Regions from separate parts of the Mus musculus genome. Here region 2 is linked to region 1. Evidence: chromatin loops called from intact Hi-C (ENCODE). Cell type or tissue: left cerebral cortex. All regions are shown on one strand.

Region 1 (8,000 bases):
CTTCAGGTTAAAGTGGTCACTGCTGCCGTCACCAGTTTACAATGGCAGTAATTAATTTAGAATTGAATAAATACTCTCAACCTTCCTCTCTCAGGTATGCACACTTACAGAGAGCCCATGAAGAACTTCTCAGTGAGTATAACTTCCCAGCTAGCACCCCCTTCTCCTCAATTATTCGCCTTATTCTTGACCAGACACAAAATAACTGCCATGAATACGAAACCAGGTGTGCTTATGGATTCCTGTAATCTCAGCCTTCTGGAGGATGAGGTAGGAGGGTAGTAACTTTGAGGCGAGCCTGGGTTACATGGTAAGACCCTGTCAGTAAAAAATCACAAAGCAAGGAGTGTGTGTGTGTGTGTGTGATAAAAGGTGGCTTTCAACTCTTCTTGTAAGTTTAAGACGCACAGTGAACCCCAATGAAAAAGACTGCTGGTTTTAAATCAACCTTCGCCATGACAGATGAGGACTCTACTGAAGGGCAAGAACAGATCCAAAGGTAAAGAAGCTGCCTTTCAACTTTGCTCTCTGATTCCACAGGCCTTAAAAAAAACATGCAAGAATATGCCTCTTGCAACTGTGGTCACATGCAAAAGTGAAGCAAGAAGCACATCTGTTTGGAGCTGGCCTCAAATGCCTCTAGTTCTTCTCCAAACCAGGTTCACAACTCCCACCCACAGAGAGAAAGCCAGGGCCTGAGGCGGCACCCAGGGACAAGCAAATTAGCATTCCCAAGGTCAACTGCTGACAGGCTTAATTGTTTACAGCAACTAGAATATGCTGGCTGCCGAAGTTAAGAGGCTTAACCTTCCAGCTTGCCCAACAGCATATGAAACTGATTTACCACATCAGCTACAAAATATGAAGAACTGTAGATGTGGATTCAAATGAACACACAACATTTTATACAGAAGCAAATGTAACAGGATCCTCAGAAACAATGCACTTTTTATTTTAAGCTGGCTAAACAATTTGGGGAAAACCCTAAAATACTAGCCACAGTTTCAGCAGAGGAGAGTGCAGGAGAAACTGAGTGTCTCATTCTTCCACCGGTTTGATTGGAAGACTCACCAGAACTGCTAAAGAGCTGCAGATCTAGCTGATTTGGCCATCTCTTATTTCTTACTCTGTCACAGAGAAGTGAAATAACCCTTATGTGTCTTTTGTCATCTCATAAAGTGTTATATGTGACCAATAAGCATAAGCAGTGTGGCTAGTCTGGAGTCTAGTGTACTGTAGGATTCTGATTTCAGTGCCCACGCTGTGTCAAAAGAACTCCTTAGGAGCTTTCATATTTATGACACATAAAAATATTTTATCTTTATTTACTTTTTAAATTATATTTGTGTGTATAGATGTTTTGACTGCATTATGTCTACGGATATACTATGGACATGAGTAGTGTCTAGTGTAGAAGCAGGTGTGGTATAGCCTGGGTTATAGGAATTGAACCTAGGTCCTCTGGAAAAGCAGCCAATCCTCTTACCCATAAAGCCATCTCTCTGGTCCCGAAAAATAGTTTCAGATACACTAGGTTAAATAAAACATTACAAATCTCTCCTTCCTCCATATTTTATGAAAGAAGGGCAGTAGAAAATTTTAAATTACACATGTGGCAAACACTGTAGTTTTATCAGGCTGCACGTGTACACATAAGTAATGGTATACAGAAACGCACAGCATGAATACAGGACTTCGTCTGTAACGGGGAAAGAACAGTGTGGGTAATGATCTCTAGAAGAATCAAGCTGCTTTCAGCTGTGCTACGTGTCGTCCTCATAAAAGCTCCTTCCCTCTGACCACAAGACATTAAAACTTTATGTCATTAAAAGAGGACTACAGTGCTTCACAAAAGGCTCCTCATGTCAGTTCTACTTCTGCCTCTGTTGTCATCTCTGCATAGCATTAAGCCAGCATCAGTTCTTGCCAATGGCCAGAGACATGATTTGGTGCTGGCCTGGCTTTTTACTGAGTGACTCCTACTTGTTTGTTTGTTTCTTTTTTTTTTTCTTCTTTTTATCTGTTTTAGTCCTTTTTATCCGAAGTTTGATCACTGAAATCTAACTGAAGCCCCAGCTCCAAAGGTCAAGAAAAAAAAACAAAAACAAAATAAAACAAAACAAAAAAAGCTGAGAAGAAAACAAAAGAATCAATAGCAAAAGCATTGTCAAAGGTCTAGAAAAATCCAAACAGTATTTAGGTACTATACATAGTCTGTTTAAAAAAAAAAAAAATCAGAGCCGGGCGTGGTGGCGCAAGCCTTTAATCCCAGCACTTGGGAGGCAGAGACAGGCGGATTTCTGAGTTCGAGGCCAGCCTGGTCTACAAAATGAGTTCCAGGACAGCCAAGACTATATAGAGAAACCCTGTCTCGAAAAACCAAAAAAAAAAAAAAAAAATCAGGAAGTTTTGCTATTTCAAAATAAAACATGCTACTGTGAACAGGAGAGCTTAGCACACAGAACAGAGCAAGCCAGTACCTCTCCCCAGAACCACCATGTAGAGAACCATCTAGCTCTTAGGTCATCAGTGAGTAAAACATCTGGAGGTGGTGACACAGCTGGAATGTATGGAGTGAGACTCCAAGGTAAGAAAGAGGAGAGGCAAAAAAACAGTCAAAAACACTTTTCCGAGAGCCCTTTAAAAGGGAACCGATCAACACTGTAAAGAAGCACTGTTGCTGCTGCTGCCTCTTAGACAAGAAAAAAAGAGTGGAAAGCCAAATAACCGCTCGTGGCATCCAGCTAAGGTCTGAAGACCGCCTAGTTGTCTGTGGACCTCCACACCAAGAACCAAGTTGCAAATTCAATAGGTCATTTTGTATCAGAAGGTCAATTTATGAAGCACCTATAATTTTTCAATTATAAGAATATATTCTCTGGGTTCTGTTGTGACCCAGACAATAACTTTTTTTTCTATTGTGGGTTCTGTTTTTTTTCCCTCATCCCAGAAATTGGTTTTGATGTACCCAACACTTAAGATTCTCAAATAAGGGAAATAAAATCTCCATTAAAAAAAAAAAAAAAGCCAACGGGCAGTGTGTTTCACACTTTTAACCTTCTACATTGTTTCAACTGAAAAAAGGACAAAATTATGAATATGTATGTATTTTAAAGTGATTATAAAAGTTAACAAATCGCCAGGCGTGGTGGCGCATGCCTTTTAATCCCAGCACTCGGGAGGCAGGTGAATTTCTGAGTTCGAGGCCAGCCTGGTCTACAAAGTGAGTTCCAGGACAGCCAGGGCTATACAGAGAAACCCTGTCTGGAGAAACCAAAATAAACAAATAAATAAATAAATAAATAAATAAACAAACAAACAAACTAACTAACTAACTCACTCACTCTGATCAAGAGACTTAAGACTTAGGTCAATGACTATGCTCTAAAAAGTGCTCTGATGCCATCTAGTGGCAGGCAGGTCTCCTACAGCATGGGACAGACTGACTGGTCTAACTTTCTCAAACTGTAGTAGTCCCTAGACTATTAGCAGCACCTGGGAATCTTGGAAATGCAAATTCCGGCACTATTCAGAATTACTGAAACTGTGGAGGTAAATACCAGTCATCTACTTTCATGAGGCCTCTCGGTAGTTCTGATGCACTCTCAAGTTAGAGACTTCTGGTCCTCAAGTGCAAAGTCTCTAAAATGATTTTTATTCATTAATAAATGAGCTCATTTTCTAACTGTAAACAGTAACTCATTTTTCATTATAGATCCAAACATATCTTATTAAGGAACAACCTCAAAAGCCATTTACAAATCCAGTGTGGTAGTGCACACCTTTAACCCCAGTGCTTGGGACTCCGAGGCAGAAGCAGGCAGTTCTCACTCTGAGGCCAGCCTGGGTTACAGAGTGAGTTTCAAGAGAGCTAGAGCTGCCCTCTCCCCCTCCCCAGGCCATCTACCACCCTATTTACATAGTTCGACACCTGATATGCATTATAGTGGTTCCAAACTCTTAAGGTACTTAATGAGCACCAGAGGGCTTTGTCCCCAGAAAGTCCATTTTAAGGGGTTCCTACCATTAAAATAACCAACATACCTACAAAGAAATCATTTAAATTAAAGAGCTACATGGAACAAAAGCAAAGCATTAACTGCTATCAGTATGAAAGGATAGGTAGCCCATTACTGTGGCTAAAAACACAAGGAACAGGGCTGGAGCGATGGCTCGGAGGTTAAGAATCCTGAGTTCAATTCCCAGCAACCATCTATACTGAGATCTGGTGCCCTCTTCTGGCAAGCAGGCATACATGAGGGCAGAACATAAATCTTCACAATTCCTTAAATATCAACTTAGAAAACATCAAGGTTCAGTAAAACAAGGCCCACAGTGTACTTCAGTGTTCCCACTGTTTTAATTCACTTGGTACAGAACAAGAAGGTCACTGTGGAGAGAAATAACTGTGAAGAGCCATGTGGCTTATAGCCCACACCTCAAATACACGAGAGCATCAGAGACTTGCTTTACTACTTTGCCTCTATTTTTCCTATCAATGCATATGCCCAGACTCGCAGGAAACAGCTAGTTAAATCCAACACTTTAAGAACGGCCTACACTGATATTTCCAACAGCTTTTCTCTTTTCCTTTTCAAACCTTCTCTTAACAATCTCTAACACCTTCCCCCACTGCCTCTTGTCCTCACAAGACTCACAAGGCTCTGTGCTGGACAGTGTAGGGACCTTTGCCATCTTTGCTAGCTCAAACACGTTAGCTGTTCATTAGCCATTATGCCCATCCAAAAAATAGCATTTTGACTTAGGTTTTCTCATTTTTAACCTAAAATACTACAAACTCCATAAACTGATTAAGAACTACAGAAAGCACAGCAGACTGTGCTGGGCAAATCACTAAGAGCAGTTGCTCCAGTTTGGATAATCAATGCTCCCAAAAGCTGTTGTGTTTTAAATGGGTGCACGTGGAAGGCATCATGGGTAGCTGTAGAACCTTTGAAAGACTGTGAAGTGCTTCGGTTGCTAGTGCTATGGTCTTGAATGGGAATTGAGATGCTGACCCTTTCTTCCTCTTTTCTTGTTTGCTGGCAGGGACTGTGAGCTCCTGCCACAATGTGCTGCTTACCACAGGTCCCTAGAGATCATAGATGGGAACCTCCAAAACAATAAAAAGTTGTTTTAATTGAATTAGCTCAGATGTTCTGTAATGGTGACACAAAGCTGACTGACACAGTTGTTGAGGGTTACTGCTGTCCACCAACAGCTACTACGAGGTTAAAAAGGGGTCAGAGGTGTGTGTGAGCTAGAGACAGGTAATTGGGTTCAAATTCAAATTCTCTTTCTGCATCCTAGGCTTAACTTACTTCAACTCCGTGAGACTCAGTTCCCTACTGACAGATGGAGGATAAGGCTATTTCTCTCACTCAGCGATGGTCACTTCCTGAACCTTCTCACCTGGCAGAATGGGCCTAACTTATCTATGTAGCTCCTTTGCTTCTCTCCCAACAGAAGCTTTGAAAATGGCTACACCAGGAGGTATATCCCAGGGCAGGATTAAGAAAGATGCTAATAGCACAGTTAAATGCACACCTCACACGTTTCTAAGACATATATCACAATGTAGGGAAATTCCACCAGCACAGGAAGTAGGCAACTCTAATACTACACTAAACACTAGCTTTTTTGGCCTTTTGCTGAACTTGGATAAAAAGTTGCTATAGAATGTCCAAGAGTGCTAATACCTGCTCAACAGCCAGCTCTCAGCTTCCTGGGCAGAAGCGTGTTAGAGCAATACTTGCCTGTATCCAGAGGGGAAGTCACTTCTCCAACCACAGCTTTTAGACTCCAACACCCAAATGCTTTAAATGCTTGACTGACTGAGTCACTCAATAAGCATTCACAGAGAACCTAAAACATATAAGTCCAGGACCAGGCACTGGGCAGGAAGTACATGCCTCTACATGAACCCTACCCTCAGGGACATGACAACACAGGCCAGCTACAGAACTGAGACCCTCTGAATACAAGGAAAGGCAGAGCAACAAAAGATCAAGTAATTGTTTGCCAAAAGAAGCCTGAACACTGCCTGTACCAATTTCCAAATTTCCAAAACCCCAAAGTTCATTAACATGTGGACACATGCACGTAGGTATGAATGTATGTGTAGGCGTAGGGGTGTGTGTGTGTGTGTGTGTGTGTGTGTGTGTATACACACATCCCAGGCAGCAGCGACTTACTAGTCTTTATTGTGGAGGAGCTATCCATGCATATCCATGTCATTATCTTGATTTAACTTTTATAATCACTTCAGAAATAATTTTGTTCTTATATTAGGCAGTTGCACTTGGAGAAATTTTAGAATGTTAAGATGTATGTAATGTATTTTCCTATTGGCTCCCTTTGTTGGAAATGACAACTAAAAGCCAGCAGAGGGCAGTACCACACAGAATGCAAATTATAACACCCAATTTTTTAAGCGCCTATGGCAACTCCTAAAGGACAAAATGGCCCACTGCTTGCTCTCATTCTTATTTTCTCACATTCTCTCATTTTGTGTGTGTGTGTGTGTGTGTGTGTGTGTTAAATAAAGTACATGAAAATGGCATTTGTGCTCCATTGACATAGATATAAATATAATGAAGGAGTTAGATAACTAGGAAAAAATTTATAGTAAACTTCCTCTTAGGACTGACACAATCATTCCATACACTGTGTGAGGTCTTGTGTGTTCAAGGTCTAGGCTCAGGTGCAGAGTATTCATGGGTCAACTCTGCCTGTGGGGTAAGCAAAATGACTGGAAGGCCAACCTGGACTTACATTTTTCACCCCTAGGAGAATTTCATACAGTGTGTTTTTATCATATTTTTTCTATTTTTATTTTTTCTTTTAGACAGGGTCCTACTATATAGCCCTGGTTGTCCTAGAACTCTCTATAGAATAGGCTGGCCTCAAATTCACAGAAATTTGCCCGTCTATTTCCTCAGTGTTGGGATTAAAGGTATGTGCAACCACAAAGCATTTATGACAAAGCATAATGGTTCATTTTTCTATGCTTAAATCTGAACCATATTAATTTCTAATTCTGTGGCTTTAGAAACAGTAATTAACTTTTTTAAGCCAGACCTCTCTCATTCAGAAAGTTATGATAACTTTATTTCTATGTCATGAGACTGCTGATGGGATCAAGTGAGAATCCAAGTAAAAACATACCCTACCCAGCATACTCAAAGTCTAAAACAAATCGCATACTGACTTTATGGTTATGGCCACTACCATTAATAATACTATACTTGGACACAGATCAAAAACCATACTGTCTGACCGAGTAACTATGATCTTTCTGCCTCAGAGCTTCAGAATCCGAGGGAAACAGATAAAACGTACAAATACAAATACTCAACCGAAGTATCTATCAACCTGGTTATTTCATTCAAATACTATGCATTCCAGACCCACCCATGTTCTCATAGTTAACACAATTCTATCCTTTCTAATATCCTTTCTAATGTCTGACTGGATATATATATGTATTCATTATACATATAGTATGCATAATCCAATAAATATCAGATGATATCATGTTGTATCAACCTGACAAGTTATAAGTAACGATCATAATGTCTAAGATATGCATAAAACGGTTTGAATATTGTACAGTATAGGTCTGTAGTGAACCATATGATACCCCAAAAATATGTACTCTTATTTGCCAATTTTTAAAAGGTACTGAGAAAAAAATATCTTAAATTAAAACCTACATTTTTCTATAAAAATTTTGAGAGGGCTTGTAATTCTATTTTTATATAATTTGGGCCATGAGGAACTGACTTAACATACAACAGACTATGATTTTCCTTTGAGGCTATTCTATATTCTGGAAAATGCCTGTGAAAATGGAAAGCTACACTAACAATTTGGAAATATACCAAAATTTCCTTGAATTTTAGGTAACATTTTAATAGACAACATATGCTTTATATTTAATTATATTAAGCCAAAATGTTAATTGAAAAAAAAATCTCTCCTAACCAACTCTTATGGGG
Region 2 (8,000 bases), 1.4 Mb before region 1:
GGAAGTAAAACAGATATGTGCTTTTCTGTCTTCCCAGTTTGGAAGAAGACATGGCCTTCTTAAAGCTATGGATCTGAGAGGCCACTCAATGGTAGTAACTCTCAAATTTAGAATATTGTTAACCCAACAGTATGAAATCCCAATGGTAAGCCGTTTGTTATCCATTGCCCAATCCACGGGTTTTGAGATTCATTTTACCTCAGTCTCTTCTATTTCCTGTTCTTATAGAACATGCCAGCGAGTGCTAAAGACTCTATTAGTCTGTGTCCTCAACTGTAACTGAGCTCTTGGAGGACAGGAGTATCTAGCAAGGTATATGCTGGGCTCATAGAATGAACGCATGCTATGATGCTAACTTGTAGAATGAATGCATGCTATGATGGGCACATGTCTAATATGTCTTCTAGGAACAGATTTTGAATGAAGTTCTCTTAAAATTAATAAGTTAAAAATAATAACAAAATCAATTAAAAATAGAAATAAAAGAAAGAATATTAAATATTTGAATTAGCAGTTGACCTGGGGACAGTCCTTGGGAAGTAGCAGCAGGAGGATTGAAAGTCTAGCTACAAAGAATTCAGTGCCAGCCTGGACAACTTAGTGTGACAGTATCTCAAAACATGTGAAAGGGAGAAAACAATAGAAAGCTTACCTATCATGTACAACAGCCCAGGTTCTGTCCTCTGCACCACAAAGAAGAAATACATAAATAGTCAATATATGAATTAGAAAACAGTGGGAAATAGCATATAGTCATGAGCTACATTATACATAATCAAGTGATAAGGTGTGAAATACATGTCTGTTGGATGGAAAGGGGGTTAGCAGAGAGACTCCTAGGGCCAGGAGGGGGACCTCCTTAAGTGAGATGACAGGACAGGAGGGGAAGCAATTGTAGAGCACACCTTTGAAAAGCTGTCACTCAGAGCAGCCTCAGAGCCAGAGCCACCAGCTCCAGCCCTTCAATGCTTACCATCCTAGGTAATGGGACTATTGGGTTTATAGTCTTAGATTTTTTTCTACTAAAACTGGTAAGCTCAACTTTCATTCACTAATTATTTGAGATGAACAAAGCCTTTTTAGAGACATTGTATAACCTCTGACCCAGTGCTCCATGTGGCCAGACGGAGGTTGAGCCCTTGACATTCATTAATTAAAAAAAAAATCTGCACCAGACAATGGCTATCAAAGGTATCACATGCTTACTTGCTGATTGCTTCATAAAACCAGGAAGTCATTTCTCTCTCTCTCTCTCTCTCTCTCTCTCTCTCTCTCTCTCTCTCTGTGTGTGTGTGTGTGTGTGTGTGTGTGTGTGTGTGTGTGTGAGTGATTTTTGGTCTATGGAAAACTTCCCCTCCAGCATCTACTAAACACTTATTAACTGAGTGAGTACTAGATAAGATGATGTGATGTCTGCTCCCTCTGGGACTTTATCATTGGCCAATTGAATAACTGAGCAACTGCTGAGATAATAAGAGAGAGTCAAAGAAGTACTGCTTTCTCAGCCTTTAGGACTTGAACTCAGGGTGTAAGCAGCAGCCTACTGTACAACTGTTCCCTTCCCACAGACTCCACCTCTTCCCAGCCCATCCAGTGTCATACAGGGGCAAACTGGCCCACAGTGTCTGGCAGAAGGTCTCACCACTCAACAGCCAAATTCTATGTGTAACACTCATCTCTGTGCTCACATGGTAGGAGTGATGGCTCCTGGAGCACGTTACTCAAATGTCCAGGAACCACTCTCCTAACCTCATATATCTCCAGCCAATCAGAACATATTGAAATTAAACCTTTAGGATACACACCGACCTCTCGTTTGGTGTAGCTTATACTGTGATCTTAGGCTTGCTGAAGGACTAACTTCCATCAGAGCCTTGACAATATTGATTGTTTTGGCTTAAAGGTACATAAGTAGATTGATTTTTGTTTCTGCTTTCAAACTAAAAAGGATCATAGTAGTGTTAGTATATTCCTGTTTCCACTGGTTGGTATGCACAGAATGAATAAATAATGTTACTTGGAAAAATTCAGTCGATGGAAAACAAGGTGCAGGTCTTGAATTGCACTGTTAACTGGCTAGGGTGCTTCCTAAGATTGTCTATTTCTGTTCTGACCCACTATTTAGAAGAAGGAGGGGAGAGGAGAAGGAGGAGGAAAGAAGAAGGAAGAGGAGGGGGAGGGGGAGAGGAGGGGTAGGAGGGGAGAGGAAGGGGAAGGGGAAGGAGGAGGAGGAGCAGTAGTAGCAGCAGCAACAAAAATCACTTTAGTAGTTTAGGTCTGGGGTAGAGAAATGACCCCAGCAGGGAAGAAAGTGTCCTCTTGAGGAGGTTAATAACCAACAAGGCTGTCACTTCCCTCAGGAGGAAGGAAATATATTCACCAGGAGTCTCTGCTAATTTGTTTTTAATTTAAGGACAATTAAGCAACTCTACACCCCCATCCCATTTCTGCATGCTTTCTCTCACAACTAGAAAAGAAATCTAAAACAAAGAAGGCTGTGAAGTTAATGTTGAGTTTACTTGGAGGGACACCTAACAGTCATTAGGGATTTGAGGAGCTAGTCAACTAAGTCCTGTATTATACTGCTTCCTCTTTCTGAATTATTATTATTATTATTATTTACTATCCAAAATTATTACTTGCTCTGGAAACAGGTTTTAGCTGATGTGTTTCTTGAACTGTTGCAGCACAGACTACTTTAGGTTATAAAAACGTTCTGATAAGAAAAGTCTGTCTCTCTTTCTTTAGATACTCCATCTAAGAAGAAATGGAAGGAGAAGAGGAAGAAAGACCAACATTTCACCACTTGCATTTCTATACTGGCAGGTGGCGTCTTGCTTCCAACTTCTCAGAACCCCAACTCAGCATAACAGAAAGGCAAGGGGGCTCAGGGCGGTAGAGGAAGCCTGCTCCCGTGGGAGGTACACTATTTACCAGCCCGATTTAAACCCGCTACGGAGGGGGCACGGTCCTGGAAGGGCGGAGCAGCCCTAGTGGGCGGGGCGGGGGCGGGGCTCCGAGGGACTAAGCTGGGTACAGGAAAGACCGGAGCTCTCAGAGCCACGTCTGTCTCTTTAAATGCCACGGGCTGCACTCCCGCCCGGGAGCCCCGAGCCGGATCTACAATCCCGTCCCTCCCGCTCCGGCGCTTGTTGCTCGCCTAGCCCGAGCGGGAGCTGCGGCCCCCGGGAAACCCAGCTAGCTCCTTCGGCTTCCCTCCTCGTGCCCCACCTTCCTGGAAATCTGCGTGAGGGGTCGTGCAGCAACGATCGTGAACAGGCATTGCCCCCCATCTTCAAGTCTTGGGGCTCTACACAACCGCGGGGGGCGGCGAGGGAGAAATGCGTCCTTCCCCGAAGCCCAGCTTCGCCTTGGTCTGCGCTGGGAGAGGAGGCACTGCGGAGCCCACACCTGCGAACTCGCCCTAGAAGTCTCGGGTGCGGCAGGGTGCCCCTCCCGGTCCCCTAGGGCTTCTACCTCTCGGGGAGAGAGTCCGCGCAGGTAATCTGAACCCCAGGGCAGGCGCGCGGGGGAGGGGCCGACGAGCCGCAGTGACTTGCGGCAGGTGAGTCTAGTCCGGAGGCTCACCTGCCACCTCCACGCCAAGGTAGCCTAGCAGGTTCTTGGGGGTGCAGACATTGAAGGACGTCAAAGGGCTAGTTAGGATCCGGAGTGGGAGGGGAAGTTAGGAAAGAGAAGGAAATTGGAATAAAGTTTCTATTTCCTTCCCTCCCCCACTCCTGCCCAGGGTTGGCAGGTAGGGCGCGGGCGGAAGCTGTCGGAGCTGCTGATGCAATGGCTTTGGCTGGGTCCAGGTGATAGCTGGAGGAAGGGGAAAGCTGGAGTGGCCATGTCTCCAGTGATCGTGACCTTAGTGGTGTAGAAACGCGAGGAAGCACGTCCCCCAGACTTCTCCTAAAATGGCTCCAGGTGCTCGGGCCCCTACCGGTTCTTTTTCAAGAAACAAACGTCTTTTTCTGGAGTGGCACCTACAAACATCTCCCTCGTCTTCTCTTCCAACAGGTGGCTTTAGCCCCTGCCCGGGCACCAGTGCCAATGACTCTGACGGTGGTTTCGCTTTCTCCTCTTGAAGTCTTGTGAACGAGAGTCCACAGCGTAATGGGCAACCAGGTGGAAAAACTGACCCACCTAAGTTATAAGGAAGTTCCCACGGCCGACCCGACCGGCGTGGATCGAGACGATGGGCCCCGCATCGGAGTCTCTTATATTTTCTCCAATGACGACGAGGATGTGGAACCTCAGCCACCGCCCCAGGGGCTTGATGGCGGAGCTTTGTCCGACTCCGGGGATCGGCCTCCCCTGCCCCCGCCGCAGCCCTACGACCCGCGGCAGCACGAGGTGGAATGCTCGGTGTTTTATCGTGATGAGTGCATCTATCAGAAAAGCTTCGCGCCAGGATCGGCGGCTCTGAGCACCTACACACCGGAGAACTTGCTCAACAAGTGCAGTCCGGGTGACCTGGTGGAGTTTGTATCGCAGGCTCAATACCCGCACTGGGCTGTCTACGTGGGCAATTTCCAGGTGGTGCATTTGCACCGGCTGGAGGTGAGCAACAGCTTCCTGACCGATGCGAGCCAGGGCCGGCGCGGCCGCGTGGTCAACGATCTGTATCGCTACAAGCCACTGAGCCCTAGCGCTGTAGTGCGCAACGCGCTGGCCCACGTGGGCGCCAAGGAGCGCGAGCTCAGCTGGCGCAACTCCGAGAGCTTTGCGGCCTGGTGCCGCTATGGCAAACGCGAGTTCAAGATCGGTGGCGAGCTGCGCATCGGCAAGCAGCCCTACCGTTTGCAGATTCAGCTCTCGGCTCAGCGCAGCCACACTCTCGAGTTCCAGAGCCTGGAGGACTTGATCATGGAGAAGCGGCGCAACGACCAGATCGGACGCGCGGCGGTGCTACAGGAGCTCGCCACGCACCTGCACCCGGCTGAGCCGGATGAGGGCGACAGCGACGCGACTCGGACTACACCGTCCCCCCTGCGTCCCCCAGCATCGGGCTCCGAGGAGGAGAACGGAGACTCGGTCGTGCACTGATACTTGAACTGGGCTCAGAGCTACAAAAGGAAGCTGTTTGCTGCAGCCACGCCCTCTTCCTCCCGCTCTTCTCCCCCCCCCAACACTTGGGCCCCATTTAGTATTCCTGGGCCTTTTGGAAAAAGCGGAGTTGGTGAAATGTACTGCAGGCTTTGGACAGGGGAGGAGGAAGGGGACTTAGGGAGCAGGTAGGATTGGCTGGTGGGTGGCCATGGGATGCTTTTTCTTCAGGCCCTCTCAGTCCACCTTCCTTTCCCAGGTGGGGTAAAGTGGGAACTTGCTTGCGGCTTCAACCCTATCAGATCTGGGACCAAATTTAACCCTTCGTATACAAGCAGGCTTGGGGGAAATCTCAGAGCACATTTGCCCTGCATTCTGTCTCTCTGGATCCCTCACTACACTCAGCTTGGAGGATGCAGGGTACAAAGGCCGGAGAGGATTGGGGAGGAGCCGCTTCGGGTCTGCTGGGAGAACTGCTTATCTGCTTCCCCCGCTGAGCTGTGCTTGGGATCCTAGAAGCTGGAGTGATTTATTTTTATGGGATTCCCGGGGCACAAGGCTGCTGAAACTACAAGATCTGGGATCAGCAGACCAAAACCAAACAGCCCCGTATTAAGTGCAGCAAATACTTTAGCAAACTCAGGCTACAGGCTACAAAAGGATTTCACTACCTCCCCCTCCCTATCCCCAAGTACCTCCTCTTGGGAAGCTGGCTCTAAGCGGAGTCTTTGGCTTAGACTCCAATTCCTTCCCCCGGTTACAAGTAAATCATTGTCAAGGGCCAGCCAGGGAAAGGATTCAATTAAGGTGCCATTCTGCCTCCTGTGTTTTTGGCCTGCTGTTGTGGACTCTTAGAGCTATGGTGTTGTTATCAGGGGAGGCAATAGCCCTTTGTGTCTCTGATCTAATTAAACCTGTTTGGCGTGTTCATCTGCAGGTCACAGATGGGGTTGGCTTGTGCCACCCCATAAAGTATCCTCTAGGGAATCAACCAGTGCTACCCTGGAAAGAATTAAATCTCTCCTTGTCCCCTTGCTAAGTGGTGAAAGTAACCCTTTAAAAACCAAGCTGGACCTAGGGTTCGTTTTGCTTTTTGTTTTTCTCTCCCTGGTCTCCCTTCCTCGACAGACAGTTGCTGTGGTAGGGTGAGGGTTACTTTGCCATCCATGATGGGTGAAGTTTAAAGTACAAAGTCTTGTCATATGTACCCAATTTCTTTGTGGCTTGGAGAACATCCGATTCAGAACCCTTTACTAAGGGTGGTGGCATCAGACACAGATCCCATGTAGTACTGTCAGAAGAGATTTGATGACAGTCCCAAACGTAGGTTGGTGGTGGCGGCATTCGGACAGGCTGAAGAGGTAGCAATTGTGTCTGCAACTGAACTTCCGTGCACTTTAGTACAAGGCTTTAAGACTGCGACAGCCTGGTGCCTGAACCGAAGGCAGACCTTTGACTGCCGAGGGCTTATAGGCAGTCTGTCAACTGCTTTCAAAAACTGAGCATACTTAAAGGCCTTTGCTGCTTCCACCAGTTTTTATAACACTGGAACTAGTTCTTAGATTGGAACAAAATCTTACTTGAGTGTCCTGAAGCCACGGTCATTGTTGGGCTTCTTGCTTGGGGAATCTTTGAACTCCCCCTCCCCCCTTTTTTTAATAAGCCTAAATCTTCATAGTACCTCAGTATGAAACGGTTTCGTTAGTTATAAAGGCATCAAATGCTCTTTCTGCTTTTATAATGCTTACCAAGCAAGTCCTTGTTCTTTGAATGTCAAAGATGAGCTACCTACACACTAGCCTTGGTTTCAGACATTGGAGGAGAACCATTTTCTAGTTAGGAGTATGGATCTGATTTCCCTGTTTAATGAGCTCATAGGTATTTGATTACATAGTCTTGTCCATGGAACAGCAGAGAGAATAAACACAGAGGATATTATTTAGGGAAACCTATGTCTAACAGATTTGTGAAAGTGGAAATTGATGCCCGCTGTGTAGACTGCAGGAGGGGAGGAATCAGAATGGCTGTCCACCAGCAGCTCTGGAATAGCAAACTCTCCCGGCTCTCCCATCCTTGCCTTCTTTCTCAGACCTCAAAGACCATACTAAGTGTAGCAGGTAACTTGTGTTATATATGAAGTACCTGCAAAGGAAGAACTCCTAAGGTCCACCCCACCTGTAGCATTCCTCTTTGAAAGTTGATCTGTTTCAGACGATGGTTTCTGGAATGTGCTGCCAGCAGTTTTGCTGGGTACTAATAATGCCAAATATGTAATACTTAGGAAGAGCTAACACGCTGAAAGTTTTCTTAGGGGGTAGAAAGTCTAAGGCAGTGGTCCTCAACCTGTGGGTCCTGATCCTTTTGGATGTTGCATGCTAGGTATTTGCATTACGGTTCATAACAGTAGCAAAATTATAGTTATGAAGTAACAACAGAATAATTCTGTGGTTGAGGGTCACTACAACCTGAGAAAGTAACCATATTTAAGGGTCATAGGATTCGGTCGAGAACCATTGCTCTAAAGTAAAGAACATCAATTTAGGGCTCTAAGATACAGTGTCGTGTCATCTCTTGCTTTTTAAGACTGCAGTGTTGTGGGGAAAACATTTTTTTACTTTAATGTTCTGGCAATGGCTACATCTGGCACTTTAGGGGGAAAAAAGTATATTAATAATTTTTGTCTCTCTTTAGGAATAAGACATAGAACTATTTTGTACTGTGAATTATGGACACTCTTTGAAGGAAAGAAATATTAATTCCAGTGTTTTTCTGAAGCTCTGGAAAGGGATAATAAGCAAGACCCCGTGGAACACGTACAAAAAGAGAAACCAGACAAATTCTATTTTCTTACCCGAGCAAATATTTTATTGAGACTGCTTATGTATGTCAAAGGAGCCTACAACTTCAGCTACACAACTTTTTGTATTGAAAGAACTCGTACTTTTGTA

What was found. Peaks named below come from ENCODE experiments on the same cell type or tissue, not always from the same donor. Only the 100,000 strongest peaks of a DNase experiment are listed, where the experiment ranks them.
Region 2: a loop joins it to region 1, with 6 times the contacts of the local background. A loop is called at or near these places in 5 of 42 quality-filtered maps.

The regions. Positions count from the first base shown.
Region 1 is chr15:59,384,825-59,392,824 of GRCm38, reverse strand. All of the region lies in intron 2 of Nsmce2 (NSE2/MMS21 homolog, SMC5-SMC6 complex SUMO ligase), which reads right to left. Among named protein-coding and RNA genes, the nearest start is that of Nsmce2, 15 kb to the right of the region's middle. In left cerebral cortex, CTCF peaks have their summits at 3,416 (motif pointing left), 4,237 (motif pointing left) and 6,398 (motif pointing right); a DNase peak (open chromatin) is centred at 3,409.
Region 2 is chr15:60,820,015-60,828,014 of GRCm38, reverse strand. It overlaps Lratd2 (LRAT domain containing 1), which reads left to right and starts at 2,935. Exons shown (of 2, transcript NM_001162926.1): 1 at 2,935-3,501; 2 at 4,024-8,000. The coding sequence starts at 4,120. The coding sequence ends at 5,052. 9930014A18Rik (RIKEN cDNA 9930014A18 gene) reads right to left here and starts at 5,050. Exons shown (of 3, transcript NR_030696.1): 1 at 3,232-5,050; 2 at 653-683. In left cerebral cortex, CTCF peaks have their summits at 2,852 and 4,912; DNase peaks (open chromatin) are centred at 4,839, 5,473, 5,754, 6,420 and 3 more places; H3K4me3 peaks cover 4,077 bases; H3K27ac peaks cover 2,151 bases.